2 separate regions of the Homo sapiens genome follow, and region 1 is linked to region 2. Evidence: read pairs that join two places in POLR2A ChIA-PET (ENCODE). Cell type or tissue: GM12878. All regions are shown on one strand. Links, peaks and the distances in the headings refer to the core of each region. The heading gives the core; the rest is flanking DNA.

Evidence for each region. ChIA-PET counts read pairs that join two places held together with the same protein. Peaks named below come from ENCODE experiments on the same cell type or tissue, not always from the same donor. Only the 100,000 strongest peaks of a DNase experiment are listed, where the experiment ranks them.
Region 1: POLR2A ChIA-PET joins it to region 2 with 7 read pairs; 4 of 35 experiments call an interaction of 5 or more read pairs at or near these places.

The regions. Positions count from the first base shown.
Region 1 is chr2:42,476,075-42,482,652 of GRCh38, forward strand. The region is part of intron 1 of KCNG3 (potassium voltage-gated channel modifier subfamily G member 3); the gene reads right to left. Among named protein-coding and RNA genes, the nearest start is that of KCNG3, 15 kb to the right of the region's middle. In GM12878, for the core only: no CTCF peak of the experiment used is centred there; a DNase peak (open chromatin) is centred at 3,938.
Region 2 is chr2:42,748,828-42,755,405 of GRCh38, forward strand. MTA3 (metastasis associated 1 family member 3) reads left to right here. Exons shown (of 17, transcript NM_001330442.2): 17 at 4,547-6,578. The coding sequence ends at 4,572. Among named protein-coding and RNA genes, the nearest start is that of OXER1, 12 kb to the right of the region's middle. In GM12878, for the core only: no CTCF peak of the experiment used is centred there; a DNase peak (open chromatin) is centred at 3,644; H3K27ac peaks cover 1,362 bases.

The DNA.
Region 1 (6,578 bases), core at 2,598-5,097, 270 kb before region 2:
TAATAATTAATAAAACATTAAAATTCTATTGAAACTTTTTAAATAAAGTAAGTACAGTTTTTTAAAATTTTTTCAATTATTCATGTCTCTTTATCTGTTACAAATTTTACAACCAGGCCGGGCGCAGTGACTCAAACCTGTTATCCCAGCACTTTGGGAAGCCGAGGTGGGAGGATTGCTTGAACTCAGGAGTTCGAGACCAGCCTGGGCAACATAGAGAAACCCAGTCTCTACAAAAAAAAAATACAAAAAATTAGCCAGGTACAGTGGCACAGGCCTGGAATCTCAGCTACTTGAGAGGCTGAAGTGGGAGGATTGCCTGAGCCCAGGAGGTTAAGGCTGCAGTGGGCTGAGATCATGCCACTGTAATCCAGCCTGGACAACAGAGTGAGATCCTTCTCAATAAAAATTTAAAAAAAAAAAAATTTTTGAGACAGAATCTTGCTCTGTCACCCCAGCTGGAGTGCAGTGGCACGATCTCAGCTCACTGCAACCTCTACCTCCCGGGTTCAAGAGATTCTCATGCCTAAGCCTCCCAAGTAGCTGGGGTTATAGGCGCACACCACCATGCCTGGCTAATGTTTTTTGTATTTTTAGTAGAGACGGGGTTTCACCATGTTGGCCAGGCTGGTCTCGAACTCCTGGCCTCAAGTGATCTGCCAGCCTCAGCCTCCCAAAGTGCTGGGATTACAGGTGTGAGCCACCATGCCCGGACAAAATAAAACATTTGTAAAAAGCAAAGAACTGATAATCATATAACTTTGCAAAAGAATTTGTTGCCCATGATTAGAGTCATTCACTTTCTCACTTCTTCAAAAGTACTGCTTAAGGCCGGGCGTGGTGGCTCACACCTGTAATCCCAGCACTTTGGGAGGCTGAGACGGCGAGATCACGAGGTCCGGAGATCGAGACCATCCTGGCTAACACGGTGAAACCCCGTCTCTACTAAAAAATATAAAAAAAAAAAATTAGCCGGGCGTGGTGGCAGGCACCTGTAGTCCCAGCTGCTCAGGAGGCTGAGGCAGGAGAATGGTGTGAACCCGGGAGGCGGAGGTTGCAGGGAGCTGAGATTACGCCACTGCACTCCAGCCTGAGCGACAGAGCAAGACTCTGTTTCAAAAAAAAAAAAGAAAAAAAAAAGTACTGATTAAAAAAAAATACTTAGATCAAAAGGTTTCCAGTGACTGCTAAATACACTAGTTACTCTTATGCTTAAAGGCAGAAAGGGACGATACATTAAAATATTTCAAGACAAATTTTTCAATACTATATATATGTGTGTGTATATACATATATATACACACACATATATATACACACACACACACACACACACACACACACACACATATATTTTTTTTTTTTTTTTTTGAGACGGAGTCTTGCTCTGTCGCCCAGGCTGGAGTGCAGTGGCGCAATCTCGGCTCACTGCAACCTCCACCTCCCGGGTTCACGCCGTTCTCCTGCCCCAGCCTCCCAAGTAGCTGGTCAATACAAAATTTTTATTAGATATTTGTGTCGGGGTCGGACATGGTGGCTCAGACCTGCAATCCTAGCACTTTGGGAGGCCGAGGTGGGTGGATCACCTGAGGTCAGGAGTTCGAGACTAGCCTGGCCAGCATAGCGAAAATCCGTCTCTATTAAAAATATAAAAATTAGCCAAGCATGGTAGTGCATGTCTGTAATCCCAGCTACTAGGGAGGCTGAGGCCAGAGAATCGTTTGAACCCAGGAGACAGAAGTTGCAGTGAGCCAAGATCGTGCCACTGCACTCCAGCCTGGGTGACAAAGCAAGACCCCGTCTCAAAAAATATATATATATTTTTTTGAGTCACCTCTTTCACGGGCATCCCACAGGGTTTTATACCCTGACACAACGCACCTTAGTAAGGTTCTGGATGAGTGAGAGGAGTGTTTTTCGTTTGTAAAGTGGGAGTTGGAATTGTGAAAGGAGAGCCTGGAGCCTTTACCACAGGCACGTTCTCAGGCCTACTTGTTATAGGTGTCCACATTGAAGTTGAGGACTTGGAAACTGGTTGCCTTTAAAACCATGGTTCTCAAACTTTTGCGGCTCAGGACCCCTTTACACTCAACTCCTGAGGATCTAAAGGAGCTTTTGTTTTATGTAAATTACATCTATCTATATTTATCATATTATATATTAAACTAGAATTTTTTTTGAGATAGGGTCTCACTATGTTGCCCAGGTTGGAGTGCAATGGCACCTTCATGGCTCACTGCAGCCCCGACCTCCTGGGCTCAAGCAATTCTCCCACTTCAGCCTCCTGAGTAGCTGGGAGTAGTGCACGTCACCATGCCTAGCTAATTTTCTTAATTTGTAGAGAAGAGGTCTCATGATATTGCCCAGGCTGGTCTTGAACTCCTGGGCTCAAGTGATCCTCCCACCTAGGCCTCCCAAAGTGCTAGGATTACAGGTCTGAGTCACCACACCTGGCCTGTCAAAGACATTCTTAGGTAAAGCTTAAAAAAAAAAAATTGAGTACATGGTAGTGGAGGATATAAAAACTAACACAGTTTGGTGTCACTCAAATGACATAACCTCAGAAGCCCTTCTGGGACACCCCAGGCTGTGTTAGTTCTGTCCCCCACCTGCACTGCCTTCCACAGCGGCACCATCTCACCTTCTCTCATAGATGGCTCTATGGCTACTTGAGGGCAAGGGTCCCGTCTTGGTTATGCCTCAAGAGTTACTGGGTAATATTAACACATATAACTCACTTCCTTTCTTAAAGTGTGCATCCCAGTTTATTTCATATAAAATCATAAACTTTTAATACATTACTAAAACAGCTGTCCCTGATTTAATACAGGTTGAGTATCTCTTCTAATATGGTTGGGACTAGAAGTATTTCAGAGTTTGAATTTTTTTTTTTTTTTTTTGGATTTTGGAGTATTTGCATAATACCACTTGAGTATCCCAAATTCGAAATCCAAAATACTCCAATGAGCATTTCCTTTGAGCATCATGTCAGCACTAAAAAAGTTTCAGATTTTGGCACGTTTTGGATTTTCAGATTTGGGACGCTCAATCTGTAGCACCTATCTCCTGAATCCCAGTTTTGATCACACATTGCCTCCCCAGCCACCAGATTTACGAAGTCAGACTCAAGAATAGCTAAACTTTCTTTCTCTAGGATAGATACAAAGAATAAAGCACTTACTAGAACCCAGAAGTAACTTGCCATCTCACAATCAGCTCCAAGTAGTGAATCCTGGTATTTTCCAAGGTGGAGCTCAAGCATGAATATCGTCATATAAAAGTGGAATAGCCAGGCTTAGTCACTCACACCTATAATCCCAACACTTTGGGAGGCCAAGGTGGGCAAATCCCTTGAGCTAGGGAGTTTGAGACCAGTTCTGGGCAACTGAGCAAAACCCCATCTCTACAAAAATTCAACAAAATTAGCTGGGCATGGTGGTGCATGCTTGTAGTCCCAGCCACTTGGGGGGCTGAGGCAGGAGGGTCGCTTGAGCTCAGTAGGTCGAGGCTGCAGTGAGCCAAGATAGCACCACTGCACTTCAGTCTGGGTGACAAAATAAGACCCTGTCTCAAAAAAAAAAAAAAAGAAAGAAAAATAAAGAAAAAAAGAGTGGCATAAATGAGGCTTAAGCATCTCTGAAATTAACACAAATCAGGCAGGCGGGGTGACTCACGCCTGTAATCCCAGCACTTTGGGAGGCCAAGGCGGGCAAATCACTTGAGGCCAGGAGTTCAAGACCTGCCTGGGCAACATGGTGAAACCCTGTCTCTACTAAAAATAACAAAAATTAGCCAGGCGTGTTGGTACATGTCTGTAACCCCACCTACTCAGGAGGCTGAGGCACAAGAATTGCTTGAACCCAGGAGGTGGAGGTTGCAGTGAGCTGAGATTGCATGCACCATTGCACTCCAGCCTGGGTGACAGAGCAAGACTCTGTCTCAAATTAGAAAACAAAAACAAACAAACAAAAACACACACAGATAGTACTTAACTTCTAAATACTTGATATCCCACACCAACCATAAAAGCCCCTGTTCTACCAGAACTATCATGATTCAATAAGTTCTAATTATTGTTTAGTACTTTGGGGAAATAGAACACTCTGTAAGTCAGGGTGGTCCTCAGTTGGATCCAAGGGCGCTTAGCATGGCTGGTTAGAAGACTAGAATCAGGCATCACTTCCTGATCCTGGAAGCCACCAAATATCACAGGTACTCTCATTATCCCCATCTTACAGACAAGCAAACTCAGCCTTAGGGAAAGAACGTGCCTGAGGTCCTGTAGCTAGACACTGGTAAAGTGTTAAGTCCAGGCCTGGGTGGCACCACCATTCTAAATCAGGGGTTGGCAAATGTTTCCTATAAAGGGCCAGATAGTAAATATTTTAGGCTTTTCAGGCCATACAGTTTCTATTGCAACTACCCACCTCTGCCAAAGTAGTAGGAAAGCTGCCATAAACAATATGTAAAAGAATGAGTGTGGCTGTGTTCCAATAAAACTTTATTTATGGACACTAAAATGTGAATGTCATGTAGTGTTCACGAGTCACAAAATATTCTTCTTTCAATTTTTTTTCAACATTTACAAAATGTAAAAACCATAACTACTCATAAGGCTGAGATAGGAAGAGCCTTTCAGCTCGAGTTCAAGACCAGCCTAGGCAGCATATTGAAACCCCATCTTAAAAAAAAAAAAAAAAAAAAAGTAAAATCCTTTTTTTTTCTTTGAGATGGAGTCTTGCTCTGTTGCCCAGGCTAGAGTGCAGTGGCGTGATCTTGGCTCACTGCAACCTCCACCTGGGTTCAAGCAATTTTTGTGCCTCAGTCTCCCTAGTAGCTGGGATTACAGGCATGCACCATCACACCTGGCTAATTTTTCTATTTTTAGTAGAGACAGGGTTTCGCCATGTTGGCCAAGCTGGTCTCGAACTCCTGACCTCAGGTGATTTGCCCGCCTCACCCTCCCAAAGTGCTGGGATTTCAGGCATGAGCCACTGCGCCTGGCCAAAATCCATTCTTACTTAGTTCAGGGGCTACACAAAAACCAGGCAGTGGGCCTGAGTTCGTCTGCGGGTTATAGTCTGCCCACCCCAGCTCCAGACTCCCATTGGTCCTGCAACAAAGTGTGTGGGGGATGAGTAGAGACCCTTGTCATACCATGAGGCCAGAGGCTCACTTGGCTGATTATAAGAATATCTTTACCCAGAAAAAGGGAAACCCTGACACCACAGCCTGGATCAACAGGACCTTTAGCTGCCTGAACCCAGGACTCAAGGAAGTCCTTGACCATCCAGGAGAAACCAAATACCAGTACCAAAGGCTTCTGTGAGCTAGCCAAGAAACCCACCCTGCATCTCTTACTGAGGTTCTAACTGGCTTCACTGGCTCCACCCTTGCAGGACCCTGGAGTCTATACTCCACATGCAGACCAAAGCGACCTTTTAAAATTAAGCCAAATTCTCTATTCTCCTCAAAACCCACATTCAGATATAAATCCAAAATCCTTAACAAATGGTAAAAAGAAAACAATCAAACCTAAATCCTTTTAGTTGGTGCATCTATAAGGCGCTTCCTGGGCTACACGTCCCCTGCCTTCCCCCGCATTCCCCACCACTCTCACCTCTCTCGGTTTCCTTCCTGTTGCTCCAATTGACCAAAGACATATCCGCCTCAGGGATTGGTTTGTGCTTCCTCTTCTCTATGCTTAAAACTCTTTCACCCAGCTATCTTCCCAGGTGCCTCCTGCATCCCTCCAGGACCCTATTCAGGCATCACCTATCACAGAGGCCTGTACTAATCATGGCGCACACTTACACTCTGCACACCCCTTATTCTGACTTATTACTTCATAACACTTATCGCCCTCTGGGTTTTTCTTGTTGTTGTTTTTCTCTAATCCCATGAAAGATAACTTACATTGTGTTTTTTCTTTTGAGATGGGATCTCACTATGTTGCCCAGGCTGGCTTCAAACTCCTGGGCTCAAACAAACTGCCTGCCTCAGCCTCCCAAACAGCTGGGACTACAGTGTTATGTATTTATTTAATAGAATAGGTGGTCATTGAAAGCAAGGACTTTGTTTTATTCACTGCTATATCCCCAACACCTAAAACAGTCCTAAATACATAGTCGGTGCTCAATAAATGTTTGTTGAATTTAACGAATACATGAATGGGGAGCCATAAAACCAACTTGCAATTGATTTTTAAAAATATAACCTACAGATCGGGCATAGTGGCTCATGCCTATAATCCCAACACTTTGGGAGGCCAAGGCAGGAGAATTGCTTGAGGCCAGAAGTTCAAGACCAGAATGGAAACACAGAGAGACTCTGTCTCTACAAAAAATTTAAAAATTAGCCAGGCAGTAGGCCAGACGCAGTGGCTCACACCTGTAATCCCAGCACTTTGGGAGGCCAAGGTGGGTGGATCACAAGGTCAGGAGTTCAAGACCAGCCTAGCCAACACGGTGAAACTCCGTCTCTACTAAAAATACAAAAATTAGCCGGGCCTGGGCATGGTGGCACACCCCTGTAATCCCAGCTACTCAGGGGGCTGAGGCACAAGAATCGCTTGAACC
Region 2 (6,578 bases), core at 2,541-5,040:
TGGTAAGTTTTGTTCTAGCAAGGAGTTACATTGGTGGATCACTTCGATTCTGTGGAGGCTTGGTTTGAAGCTTTATTAAGCCTCACATATTTCAATTTTGCCCTTAGTCCGATGGGATTTCAATGGAAAGACCAAGTTGTTTACCAGGCCCCTTTAACTTCACAGAACTTGAACTCCAAATTCTGTCTTCTCAGCACTGGACAGCTCTTGAAGTCACTGCTCGGCTCCTTGAGCCTTCTAGCTGATGTTTTCCATCGGGCTCCTGGGAATCTCACCCTGTACTTGCATAGTTCAGAAATAAGCAAGTAATGTGAGGGGAGTTTGTATGTAGATTTGAGGGCTCCCCCTTCTGTGTCTCCTTCCTCTGCAGGATCTCCTCCCTCAGTTTCCAGCTGCATTGGCTGCCTCAAGCTCTGACCTCTGGTTCCTCAGCCTAGTAGACTGTAGCTTTCTGCCTGAGCTATATTCATCTCATACTGCATGAATGTGCTCATGGGGAAAGACACTTAAGAGTGGCTCTCACTTTGTCTCACTTTTTCTTACTTTGTCTCTCTTTTTTCTAGGTTCATAACCCCTCCAATTTTTACCTGATTTTGGTTGCTCTCTAGTACTTTCAAACAGTTGTTCTTTTTTAAAAAAATTATTTTATTGTATTTTTGAGACAGAGTCTTGCTCTGTCACCCGTGCTGGAGTGCAGTGGCATGATCTCGGCTCACTGCAACCTCCGCCTCCTGGGTTCAAGCAGTTCTCCTGCCTCAGCCTCCCAAGTAGCTGGAATTTCGGGTGGCCACCACCATGCCTGGCTAATTTTTGTAGTTTTAGGAGAGACAGGGTTTTGTCGTGTTGGCCAGGCTGGTCTTGAACTCCTGACCTCAAGTGATCCTCCCACCTCAGCCTCCCAAAGTGCTGGGATTACAGGCGTGAGTCACCACACCTGGCCTCAAACAGTTGTTCTTTATATTTCGTCCAGAGTTTATCACTGTTACTGGCTGGAGGGTTAGTCAAATTAGCCTACCACGATAGGAAGCAGAGCTCCTCAGTCCTTCTATGTGCTTCCCCTCCTGTTTCTCTCAGTTAAGAAAAAACAACATACTATGTATGTTTCATAGATACTGTATTTTTTCTTCCCTGAGGATATTAATGATAGTGGCTTTTTATTTTTATTTTATTTATTTATTTTTTTGAGACGGAGTCTCACTCTGTCGCCAGGCTGGAGTGCAGTGGCACAATCTCGGCTCACTGCAACCTCCGCCTCCTGGGTTCAAGCGATTCTCCTGCCTCAGCCTCCTGAGTAGCTGGGATACAGGTGCGCCCCATAACACCTGGCTAATTTTTGTATTTTTAGTAGAGACGGGGTTTCACTCTGTTGGCCAGGCTGGTCTTGATCTCTTGAACTTGTGATCCACCTGCCTTTGCCTCCCAAAGTGCTGGAATTACAGGTGTGAGCCACCACGCCTGGCCATGTTTTTTGTTGTTTAAGTATTCTTCTCTGTTTCTTCTCTCTGTTTCTTCCAATTTGTACTCTTCTGTTGATTATGTGTTATTTGGTCTCTAACACCTGCTGTTAGAGGGTCTTTGTTTTTTTTTTCCCTGGTGACCTTTGTTGTCAAACAATGTTTAAAAGTAGGAGACTAAAAATCAGAGTGAAAGCTCTGTGCTTGTTCTTGGCAGAACCTGTAGTGCAGTTCACTGTAGGGTGATCAGGTTGGCCTGGTGTTTGGACGATAAATGCCAGTTTCTTTCGATATTTTCTCATGGGCTTGTCAGATTCCCCAGAGAAGTTTCTTCCTATCTGTTCCCCAGAGGATAAATGTTTGTTACCTGCATTCTGAGAGCTTCATGGGAAGAAGGCTGGGGGCTCACCATTCAGTAGACATAGGTTCACTTGATCTCTCTCTGTTATAATTGTAGCCTTGTCCTTAGCTGTGCATGGTGCCTCGTGTCCCCTAGGCCTGAAACGGTTTTGTCCTCGTCAGAGAATAAATATCTCGACTGGTGGGACGTAGACAGTTGCCTGGTGGTATGGAGTTGGGAGAGCTTCTTGGGATCCAGCTGCTTCTCAAAGAGCCTTTAACTCCTCTTCCTTGCTTCAGTCCCCTCCCCTACTTCCAGAGGTACCTGGTGTCATTTCATGAGCCTTTGGGGTTCTCTAGACAAATTGGGTACTCAGCTTTCCACACTGAACCTTCAAGTCTGTCTGTCTTGAGTGCATAGTCTGTTATCACTCATTTATCTGCTTTCCAGCTTCTAAAATTCTGTGGTTTCTTCTCTGATTTTCAGAAGGAAAGGAAACTAACTCAGAAGCCACCAGCTAGCTGGCTGGATTGCTTTCATTGGATTGGTTGATTTAAGTGCAGAATCTCCAAGTCCATGGACTTCAAGTACTTCTGAGTAGTCAAACCATTAGGGAAAATTTTGCAAAAAACAAACAAACAAAAAAATAAGTGCCTGTCAGTCAGGGCGAGTACGTACCAAAGTGGCAAATATAGGTTAATACATTTGAGAATAAATAAACAAAAAGAGAAATGATTTGGGCTACATCATGGTCTAGGAAGGAGACTGAGAATTGATGTAGACATTTTCCTGGGGCTCTCTGCCTGTGCTACTGTGCTGAGTCTCTGTATCTGGCTCTTGTTCCTGCTCCAAGGAAATGCAGAGGATCTGGGGAAGCTCTGAGCAGAGGAGAGTGAAGTGATAACCTTGTAAGGGCAGGTGGTAAGTACTGGGATTCTTCAGCCCAGAATACAGAGAGGTGGCCTGTCTCAATTGAAAACCGTGGCCAGGGTGGAGAAGGCAGAGTGGAGCCTGGGCACCAGAACCTGAGATGCTAGGAGGAGAGGGTTGTTTCTGAAACCGCAGCAGGCAAGTTTGGCACAAATAAAAGCACAATTTACCATGGCAGGCTAGAAACTTGGGAAACTATTAAAAGCAGCTCTTTTGATAGGTGGTTTAATTCCATAAGGGTTTAGACAGATGAATGACAGAGCTCCTGCTCCACTAAATACAAAAAGAGAGAGTGGCTCCTAGGAGACGCTGACACTTACATAACCTTCCATTTAGACACTGAGGAGGTCAGGATGCTCTTACTGGGCTGTTAGCAGAACACTGGGCTGGATGGAGAATGAGCAGCTTGGTGTAGTAGGAAAAACTTGACACAAATTAAGGTCTACATTCAAATCTTGACTCCTCAGCTTACTTACTGTGACCTTGAGCAAGTTCTTAACCTTTCTGACACTCCCAAGATTCTGCTGAAGGTTAAATAAGGTAGTTACATAACCTACAGTATGTTCAATAAAGCAAGGTTAGCATGATTCCTAAACTGAATTTATCTGGGCCTTTATTTAACACATACTTGCTGAGCTCATATCAAATACCAAGCTGGGTACAGGTATCTTCCCTATCCTAGAAAAGCTCATGAAGTGAAGACACAGCTCTGCTCCATCCTGCAGCCCTTCCTTGGCATGCTCTGAGGCTGTGAAGGTGAGCATTGCTGGGTCCTTTCCTGGCAGCAGGGTGATGTGCCTGGGGCAGAGAATATCTGAGCATCTTATCCCTTCTCAGCAAACAACCCCACTTCCCTCCTAGCCACTTTCCTAATAACTAAGTAAAAAGCTTTCACAACTTTCTAATACAACACGGTGGTGATGTGGTTTGCAGGCCACTTCTGCTTTTTCATTTACTTGTCTCTGCTGTAGTCTCCAGATGGTCAGAGTTGAAGGTTTTTGGGGAAGTGGAGGGGGTGGGAGTGAGGGGCATAGGAATAGTTCCTGACACTGTGGGAGAGTGAAGTTCACTCCCCTCCTACAAGAAATGTGTTCATAGCCTCTGGGTGCCCACATCATTATGATTAATTATGATGAGCTCAGATGAGATCGTGCCTCCTCCCAGCCAACTGTGTTCCCTATTCCTTAGTATCCGTCAGAAAAGTTCCATGAGTCTCTTCTCTTGCCTGGTGTACTGTAGCACCTCTCCAGTGACCACTAAACCCGCCTATTCAAAACCCAGCTTTTAAGATCTTTCCGTCCTTCAGTATCAATTATATATTTTATTGGCCCTAATTAAACTTTCCCTTTGATCCAGTGTTAAACTACATTGTGAGCCCTTTTTTTTTTTTTCAGACAGGGTCTTGCTCTGTCGCCTGGGCTGGAGTGCCGTGGTGCGACCACAGCTCACTGCAGCCTTGGCTTTGTGAGCTCAAGCAGTCCTCCCCCCTCAGCCTCCTGAAGTAGCTGGGACTACAGGCATGCACCACCACACCTGGCTAACTTTTTATTTTTATTTTGGTAGAGACAGAGTGATGCTATGTCGTCCAGACTGTCTTGAACTTCTGGCCTCAAGCCATCCACCGGCCTTGGCCTCTCAAAGTGCTGGGATTATGGGCATGAGCCACCACACCTGGCCTAGTCATGAGATTTTCTTTGACCTACTGCTGAGCCTCCTTTCCCTGAAGGTTGTGATGTTGGGAGGGGTGAGTCCATCCTCCCTTTCATCTTGCCTCCACCATCGGGACTTGTTTAACCTTCACACTGTTACTTCCCTTTTCTAGAACTCACGTGCTGTGTGTCAGACTGAGCTTTCCCTGATTCATTCTACAATCCAAGACTTGCTGCACTGTCCTGCTGATGTTCACAGCCGTGCCTGGGAAGAAGGCAGCCCCACTCCCAGTACATTTCAGTGGGAGACCTCTGCGTGCATCCATGGAGACGCAATGGGGCGGGGAAGGAACTGTGGGAGTGCACGTTCCAAATCCTGTGTCTCCACGTGTGGATCAGCAGCACCTCGCTTTCTTGTCAGAGACCTCGCTGTTACGGAGCGAGACCTGCTGAGAATTGAGGGGCTGAGGGAACCCCTCCACCTCCTCCCTTCTGCAGCGCCCTGCGCCCCACCCAGCAACAGCGGCCACTTGGCAGTGGGGCTGCTGCAAGCTCAGAGCCGCTGCCACCCTGCATGTGTCCGCTCAGCTCGGTCTTATGCTGTATAGTTACTAAATATGTACAGGAGGGCCATGGCATCTTTCTGAATGGATTTTTCTTAAGAAATGCGCCAGTGTTTATGAGGTTCAAGGTATTTCCCTGTCCTTGCTGTTACCGTCACTCAGCTTTTTCTCGATAGGCTTCATCCTTGTTTTTTTGAAATGGGGGAATTTGCTGTTTACCCTCTGCATTCCTATATGTGACCCTCCCTCCTACTCCTCCAAGGAACAGAATTACCGAGGTTCTGACAAAAGATAAGCCTGTAAACTCATCATCTGTGTTTTGTGGTTGGAGAGAAACTGGTGTTCTGCCCGGCTCTGCTTGGTCACAGACAGCTCCAGCAAGAGCAGTTGTTAAAAGTGCCAAGCGTGTGTATCACTGTGACAAGCCGTTTGCTTACTGCCCTGTTCCCTTGCAGCCAAACCAGCTGATGAAGAACTGCTGCCAGGTGGGTCCTACAGCAGGTCACAAATGACCTAGTTTCATTTTAAGCAGACAGACTCTGTTTGGCCTAGAGGTGTGGAGTGAGAGAACTGTGTTTGTGGGTATGAGTCTGTGTGGCCAACCCCATGACCCCCACCCCTCCAGCCCAACATCTTGTGAGCACATGTGACCTAGGCCCCGGGGGACCTGCCTGCTCCTTTGGCTTGGGCTCTTCGTGTTTCCCACCTGCCCTCGGCACGAGCCCTTGGTGGCATCACAGTTGGCCACTCAGCTGTGCTGAGTAGCTGTGCTACTTGTGCTGGCAGCTGCAAGGATAGGAATAGCTCAGCGCCCGATGAGCTCCCTGAGCAGATGTGAGGCTGGCAACTCCCCTGCCCTCTGTTTGCAGGCACAGGGTCACAGTCCCAAGAAAGACAACTGGAGTCTGATCTCCCAGCCATCTCTGGGGTTACTAGGAGGCAGCTGGATGGCAGATACGAGAGGCCCAAATAGCCAAGCTGTTGCAAGACAGAGTGGCTACAATTGAATTGACACCCTGGGAAGCACGAGGTAACTTGGTAAGGATAATGATGCTGTAGATGTCTGTGTCCTCGGAGGCTGAGCTCCGCTTGGCAGAGAGAGCGTGCTGTGTGAGGTGGAGGGCGGTTTTGCAGACATCTCAGCTTCTTTTCTGAGGAGGAGTTGGTTCTCATCTTAGGCTTCTGCAAGGGCGAGCATGGGATGTCTCCACCACCACCCACTCTTGGAGCTGTGCTGGGTCTTGGCTTGGGGCGCTGAGGGTGGGGCCTGTGTCAGAAGCATTTGGTGAGAGGGGTGGAGGTGGCAGGCAGGGGTTCTCCTCAGGGTTCCCACTGAGGGGTCCCTTCAGCAAAGACCTGGGAGGAGGTGCCGCATCACGTGGATGTTTCTTCCCTAAAGAAAAAGACACAGGAAAGCTGTCTGTCTGTACCCTGCTCTGGATTTATTGTCGTACTTGGACCCAGAAGGGGAAATGATTCCCTCACCCTTTCACTTTCTCTCTGAACCCCTACTAAGTGGTGACTGCAGATTCTGGAAACAATTAGCTGCCCGTGACTCAGCTGCCAGCTTCATTTTCTCTGCCTTTTGGGAGAGGCCCTCTCACCCAGGCCCAAGAGATTTGGAGACAGGAGTCAGGCCAGG